Linked DNA regions of Mus musculus: regions 2 and 3 are each linked to region 1. Evidence: chromatin loops called from intact Hi-C (ENCODE). Cell type or tissue: heart. All regions are shown on one strand.

Region 1 (2,500 bases):
AAGGCCCCTCTGGGCATCCTTGACAGTCTGGTCTGTGGAGAGGTAGAAGGCAGGTCCCCAGCGCTGTATTGGCCTGTCAGTCATAGTCTAGGGAGCCCCTTCTGGCTGAATTGCAAGTTGAGTCTCCGCCCAGAAGAGGAGCTCTCGGAACTCCTCCTTAAAGAGAAAGTTCTGTGTGGTACTGCAATCTCTCTTTTGAATTCCAGCGATCAAACTTCGGGGGTCCCTCAACGTTGGTTCTTGGAGTCTGGCCAGGTCGGGGTACCTGAGGCGGGAAGAATCTAGGATCAGGGTGGGCCATCAGGTTTTGGAGGCCGCCGCCCAGAGCGGGGAGAAAGAACGGGGGCGCCGGCCCCGTCCCACGTCCGCTCCCGCCCCGGGCCAGCCCCTTCCTCGCCGCGACTCGCCCGCTATCCCCACCCCCTCGCCCTCGGCGCCCAGTGGGAGGCGGGGACCGGCCTTGCTGAGCGGGGCGCCGGGCTCTGATTTGCTGCGGGCGTTGGGGGCGGTGGGGGGTGGGGGAATCCACAGCCTCCGCGTTGTCTGCCAGCAGCGAGGGAGGGAGGGAAAGGGGGGAAAAGTGCTCAGCGCCGAAGGCGAGGTCCGCACTCCTGGTCCCCGCGGCTGGCGCAGGACCTCACTCCAGCGGAGCGCCCACGGGGAGCGGGTCGCGGGGCAGCAGCGGTGAGGAGGCCACGAGACTAGAAGGAGGAGGACAGGGAGTGCGCGAGCAGCCAGCGAGGGGGTCCCGGCCGTCCCGGGCCACAGTCGATCCCTGCGCCGTGGGCGAGCGCGCCCGCTGCCTCTTCCAGAACAGCCACCGCCGCGGGGGAGATCGGGCGGGTGCCGAGCTTCCTATGACTCCCTGAAGTTGTCGTGCTCCCCTAGCGTCCGCCACCCGGGACGTGTCTCTGGTCCCCGTGCATCGTGTGCGTCTCCCGCTCCCCGGCCCGCGCACCCCGCCGGCATGGACGTACACACCCGCTGGAAAGCTGCGCGCCCAGGCGCCCTGCTGCTGTCTTCGCCGCTACTCCTGTTCCTGCTGCTGCTGTGGGCGCCGCCTTCGAGCCGCGCAGGTAAGAGTGCTCTGGGGACCGGACCTCGGGGACTGTAAGAGGTGCGCAGAACCTCCGCGCCGCTGTCATCTCGGGCTCCTTCGCCGCCGGCCTCCTCCGAGCCTGCAGAACTTTCCTCCTTGGCCTGTGGAATGCACCGGGCAAGACAACGAATACCATTCGTTGGGGGCCCAGGAGAGGGAGCCGGGCCAACTCCATCCCCGCGGCGTACCGCCCCCTCCTCAAACGGGCCTGCTGGGTGGGGCTGTTGGTCGAGTCAAGGAAGAATCTGCCTCGTGTTAGATCCCAGCAGAGGTGCTCACACTTTTGTCCCCAAACCTCGCATTTTCTGTCCCACATCACAGGCGACCCGCTGCATCCCACGCAGCCCTTAAGCAGAAACTTTCCTTCTGAAAGCTGGAAAGGGCCGCCCCCTAGAGTCAAGGCCATTCAGTTCCTCAGGGACGCCTAGGGGTGGAGGGGGATCCCAGAAGTTTGAAACCCCAGCTATGGACTTCCCTCTGTACACACCCTCTTGCTTGTCTGAGCTAAGTTTCTGCAATTCCCAGGGGACAGAGTTCCCTGTAGTCCCTGACAAGTCTTCAGGGGCACTGGGGAGCCCTGTGAGGTAGGCCAGCCCTACTCCTAGCCGTCAAACCTCCAAACCCCTTAGAGGTAGTTTTCTTGGGCTTTCTGCCCAAAGATGGGATGAACGGGAAGCCTGGAGAGGGCCTTGGAGTCTGGGCTGGGAGCTTCTCAGATGATCTGCAGATGTGAGACTCCTGCCAGGTTGGGTTCTCTGAAGGAGCCCTGATCCAATGGGCAGAATCAGGGAGGTACTGGGATTGTCCCTGTCTGTATTTCAGCGCTTTCAGGCTCAGGTCTGGGCAGGCATATTATTTTCAGCATCACTCTTGTTAGTTAGTTGTGGGATAAACCTCCCCAGAGCCCTTAAACACCATAGCCCAGGGTGGGAAGGCACCAGGCATGTGCTGATACAGGGAGGCGAAGGCAGTTAGAAAGAGTTCAGGCAGCCGAACAGCGGGTGGAGTGGTCAGCCCTTGCGCAGTGACAGGGCTCTCCTTAGCTTAGCTGGTGTTACTAGGACTAGCAGGAGAATCCATTTCCACCCCCCATGGCCAATTACAATATTCTTCTCCTGCTTTCTGGCACCATTAGTGTCCAGTGGCCACAGGATGAGCAAGAGTGGAAATGGGAGGGGCCAGGGCCTGCGGGGACCGAGGGAGAGCATGGGCTGACGATGCTCACTCTTGTGGAACTTGGACCAACTGCCCCGGAGTTCCCAGGGTTAAGCTAGCAGTAGGGAATGCTGAAGGCCCTCAGGAAAGTGTGGAGGAGAGACAAGAGAGGTCAGCCTCTCTTTTCCCTATACCCCCACAATGTTCCCCTGTGCGCCCCAGAACCCCAGGAGGGAAGCCTTCAGT
Region 2 (2,500 bases), 70 kb before region 1:
GGGTTTGTGGAGGGTGCGGTCTCTGCCCAGAGTCAGGGCTCAGGTTGCACCTGTCTTTTCATTTGGATGACAGGGCACGGCACTGTGTGTGTGCATAGAATGTGTTCAGGACGCATTGAATCTGCCTTGCTCAGTGCCTTTGGCCCACAGGCCTGACAGATATTGCTGGGAGACCAGAACAAGAGCCTCCCACACTTATGTAATTCCAAATAAAAATGGAGCTAAACCATAAAACAAGTGGCAACATGGTTAATATAGCTTGGTATTACCCCAAATGTTTTCTTTTTTTTTTCTCAAAACTCTCTTTTATTAACATTTTTCTTCTGCTGGCCCTGCCTGTGGAGGGCTCCCAAGTTCTGGGTCTGGGCTTCTGGGAGCTGAACACTTGGCCAGGCCCCACTGAAGCTGCAGATCCCTGGGGCTCAGGCAGCCAGGTCCGGAGTCTATTTTCTCCCTCCACACTGTGTCTCCTTTCTCGTTTTCCTCCCTTCCTAAGCTGTCTCTTCATTCCTTCTTATTTTTACTTATTTATTTTTAATTTGTATTTATTTGAGGTACTAGGACTGAACCTGAGTTCTTGCCCATGTTAAAGATACACTTTACCACTGAACTGTGATCCTCCAGCCCTGTCTTTTCCATTTCTTAAAAATAATGAGATAAATCTTGTCCAGGCCAACCTGACTCTGTAGCCCAGGATGCACTCGAACTTGCGATTCTTCTGTCTCAGCTACCTAAGTAGCTGAGGTGGCAGTCCTGAACCACCAGCTCTGAGTCCATCTTTTTATGAAGAAAGCTTTCAAATACCAGACATCCCCAACCCAAATCCAAATCCTAGTGCCTGGCTCTCTCATGTGGCAGTGGCCAAGATTCAACAGAGGACACAAGAGTTTCTTAGGACTCCCTTCACGCAGTGGCTAGCTGCTCAGGAAGGTGGCATCTGGGCAGAGGAAGCTTAGCTCCTTGCAATGGACATTTCACACATAGCCGTGCTCAGCATCTGGAGGTGGCCTCCTCCCCTTCAGATTCGAACCCGGAGGGACTGTCTTAGTTAGGGTTTTACTGCTGTGAATAGAAACCATGACCAAGGCAACTCTTATAAGGACAACATTTCATTGGGGCTGGTTTACAGGTTCAGAGGTTCAGTCTATTATCATCAATTAGCATGGCAGTGTCTAGGCAGGCATGGTGTAGGAAGAGCTAAGAGTTCTACATCTTGTTCTGAAGGCAAACAGGAGAAGACTGACTTCCAGGGAGCTAGGATGAGGATCTTAAAGCCCACGTCCACGATGACACACTTCCTCCCACAAGGCCTCACCTACGCCAACAAGTTCACACCTCCTAATAGTGCCGCTCCCTAGGCCAAGCATATTCAATACATCTCTGGAACTAATCTGATGATGCCAGCTCCTTCCTACAGGCCTTCCTACCTGTCTATACAGAGTGCATAGGACTGTAGGCCTTCCTACCTGTCTATACAGAGTGCATAGGACTGTAGGCCTTCCTACCTGTCTATACAGAGTGCATAGGACTGCACTCTTGACAACTTTAGCTGCCCAGTCATACTGAACCTCTGCCTGGAGGCTCATGATGTCTGTGTGCCCCCCCCCCTCACTAGTCCTCCCTTTGGCATTCTGTGTGCTCCTCCTTCCTCCCCAATCCTCTTCCTTTTTTCTTTCCCCATTCTGTTTCTCCCTCCTCCCCTAAGACAGTTCCATTCCCTTTATAATTGCACCCTCAGCCCCCTCCCATATCTTCACACCGGAGACACACAGCCTTCATTTGAAAGTCCCCAGTTGCTTGAACATGGTTTCTGGTGGGACAGGACGTGTTTTGTGTTTGCTGACTGAACTCTGTGTTGCTTTCTGTAGCTGCTGCTCGCTCTCTCTCTTTCCCCAGAGCTGTGGCTTTCCCGAGGATCACCAAGTGTCAAGGGCAGATGGTGTCCTAACGTCTTTTCCTTGTTCCTCCATCCCCTGCTTGTCAGCTCCAAGACTGTCCCGGGTTCAAGTCCAGCCTGCTTCCAAGGAGGGCAGCTAGGTGGTGTGGGCTGAGGAGTCAGGCCTGGGTATGGATGTCTGTCATAGAGCCACCAAGCCAGCAGCTGACAGAAAAGGTTTTCATGGGCTGTTGGGAAGACCCTAAAATGTCAGACAGGTGTGTCTTCCTCATATGACCCCAGAGAGAAGCCAGAGTAGTCCTGACATTGAGTCTGGGGCCCACAGTGGATTGAAACCTGGAGTCACCTTGCCACAGTTGTGCTGAGATGCTGGGGATTGCTGCAGCTCAGCCCTGTTCCATTGCCCTGTACCTCAGCACTGGTCTTCGTGCAGGCCCCAAACTCTAAGTGGCCTGCTCAGGCAAAGGTGGCAGTAGGTGGTGCCTCCTCTTAGCCTGGTGTGATAACTGTTCACAACTAAAATATAGCATCAATAGTGGATCCAGTGGTGGTGGGGTGCAGGGGTGGTGAGGGGTGGGGTCTGGTCTGTTTTCCTCCTGCTCC
Region 3 (2,500 bases), 330 kb before region 1:
TATATACACACACATACATATATACATATATATGTATATATATTAAATATTTTAAAATTTGTTTTATGTATATGAGTATTTTGTTTTCATGCACACCAGAAGAGGGAATCGGATTCCATACAGATGGTTGTGAGCCACCATGTGGTTGCTGGGATTTGAACTCAGGACCTCTGGAAGAGCAACCAGTGCTCTTAGCCTCTGAGCATTCTCTCCAGCCAGTAAATAGCATTTTAAAAGGTGTGAGTGGTGGTGGCGCATACCTTTGATCCTAGCCCTTGGGAGACAGAGGCAAGCAGATCTCTGAGTTCAAGACCAGCCTGATTTACAGAGTAAGTCCCAGGACAACCAGGGCTACACAGAGAAACCCTGTTTCAAAAAAGGAAAAAGTGTGAAAGTGATTTAAGACATCAGTGTAAGCAAGACCTGTGGGTTTATAGATTGGGTCAATCAGTTGAGAAGCTACAAGACTGCTTTGCCAGTTCAAGTTAGACTCTGCTCACTTAAGTTCAAAGCTTCACTCATAAAATCAGTAACAATGTAGAGTACCAGTCTGTGTCCCCTCTGAGGACACCTCTGTCAGCTACTCAGCACCCTAAATTTCCCAGAGTCAGCTTATTTTACTCTTTGATTCTGCTGTCCTTATGGTCTCCAAACCCATGTTTGTTTGTTTTTGTTTTCTGAGACAGGGTTTCTTTGTATCTAGCTATCCTGGACCCGGCTCATCTGGAACTCGGAGATTCTTCTGCCGCTCAGTCCCATGTTATGTTATTGACCGTGTGACCATCCAGTTACCCTCATTGCAGCTATGGGGCCCAGTATGGCTGTGGTTCACATTGTAATTTTTTAAAAAAGATTTATTTATTATGTAAGTACACTGTAGCTGTCTTCAGACACACCAGAAAAGGGCGTCAGATCTCATTAGGGATGGTTGTGAGCCACCATGTGGTTGCTGGGGTTTGAACTCAAGACCTTCAGAAGAGCAGTCAGTGCTCATAACCGCTGAGCCATCTCTCTGGCCCATATTGTAATTCTTGCCATCTAGGGAGAGACCAGTGTTCCTCATGATGCTGGGAATCCCCTAGAAAAATAACTTTTCACAGTCATGCTGAGAGCAGTCTTCTCTGGACCACCCCACAGAGATGAACAGACATGCTGGAATAATCTAGTGGAACATTCCAGTCTCTCTGAGGAGTGACACTTTCCTCTATGACCCCCAAACAGTTCTAGGCTTTGACTTTGTGGCGGTCACCTTATGGCCCATGCTTAGCCAACCAGCTAAGCTGAGCTTCTCTAGCAACTCTAGAAAACAGAGTCTAGAATCTGCTTAGCATTGCTAACCAACAAATCCAACCTATCCAGTCTGATTTCTCTGCAGTTATGCCTCATGTCTAATGATGCGTTGGATGCAAGGTTTAGATGGGGTAGGCATCATTCAGGCGAGAAAGCTGTTTCAGCCTCTTCTAGCACTTACCCCCATGCTTTTGGGAGCTGACTTTCCTAGGTCTCAGATGTAATTTCTGCTCATCTGGAGGAAATTCCATCAGTCTCCACGTGGAGGCAGACTTGCACCACTCAGGGTGCGGAGGCTCTGGAAAAGCCAAACTGGTCTTGGGTCCCGAGGAAAGGAACTTTTGCTCCCCCACCTCCAAGCCTTGGGCAGGGCTGCATTCCCACTTCTCTTTGGCTTGGACAATTTGCCCATCCAGACTGGGCTTCAGTTTGTTTGTTTGTTTGTTTTTTCCAAAGGAATTGATCAGAGAAATACATAATGTGGGCCTCAGACTTGGCTTTGGAGCAAGCTTGGGAGACCCAGCTATGCCTGTCCTGATTCCAGATGGAGAAACTAAAACTTGGAATGCACACACACAGGATGGTGGGGAGGTGTCGCCGGCCAGTTTTGGAGTGTTTTGATCCTGTTCTAGTACCTTGACTGACATGCACAAACTGAACTGGGGTCTACAGCTCCAGAGGACTCTGGGGTGCTAGGGAATGCCCTGGGCTTGTGGCTTGGTACATAGTTATGTTTTGGGTCTCTAGTAAGTGCTGTGGTGGACCAGTCACCTCCCATTGCATATGTATTGTGCATACATGCAATTCCACATGCGATGATTAATGTTGACTGTCAAGTTGATAGGATCCAGTGTCACTTATGAGACAAATGTCTAGGCATGTCCTCGAGGAGTTTTCTAGATTGTGTTTGTCCAGGTAGGAGGAGCCACCTTGAAACTGGTCAGTACCGTCTCACGGGCTGGGGTGCTAGCCTAAATAAGGAGAAAGTGGGCTGAGCTCTGTCTGCATCCTCGGCACGGATGCCATGTGACCTTCCCTCCTAGCTCTGATGACTGTGAGCCCCACCAGCACCATCCCTTCTTGAAGTTGGTCTTGTCAGGTCTTTGTTATATAGCAACTAGGAAATGCCCTGGGGATTTTTTTCATACTACCCAGGAAATGTGAGCCATGAAGCCCAATTCACTCACCAGATTCTCTGAGGACATAGTTT

Evidence for each region. A loop is a pair of places that touch in the nucleus more often than their neighbours do. Peaks named below come from ENCODE experiments on the same cell type or tissue, not always from the same donor. Only the 100,000 strongest peaks of a DNase experiment are listed, where the experiment ranks them.
Region 2: a loop joins it to region 1, with 2.2 times the contacts of the local background. A loop is called at or near these places in 2 of 42 quality-filtered maps.
Region 3: it touches region 1 in a loop (2.5-fold over the local background); 14 of 42 quality-filtered maps call a loop at or near these places.

The regions. Positions count from the first base shown.
Region 1 is chr2:27,885,849-27,888,348 of GRCm38, forward strand. It overlaps Col5a1 (collagen, type V, alpha 1), which reads left to right and starts at 577. Exons shown (of 66, transcript NM_015734.2): 1 at 577-1,076. The coding sequence starts at 968. In heart, CTCF peaks have their summits at 97 and 1,482 (motif pointing left); DNase peaks (open chromatin) are centred at 473, 1,533 and 2,213; H3K4me3 peaks cover 2,500 bases; H3K27ac peaks cover 2,345 bases.
Region 2 is chr2:27,816,058-27,818,557 of GRCm38, forward strand. No RefSeq gene overlaps it. Among named protein-coding and RNA genes, the nearest start is that of Gm39777, 21 kb to the right of the region's middle. In heart, no CTCF peak of the experiment used is centred here; no DNase peak of the experiment used is centred here; H3K27ac peaks cover 587 bases.
Region 3 is chr2:27,551,250-27,553,749 of GRCm38, forward strand. No RefSeq gene overlaps it. Among named protein-coding and RNA genes, the nearest start is that of Gm13421, 12 kb to the left of the region's middle. In heart, a CTCF peak has its summit at 1,557; a DNase peak (open chromatin) is centred at 1,542.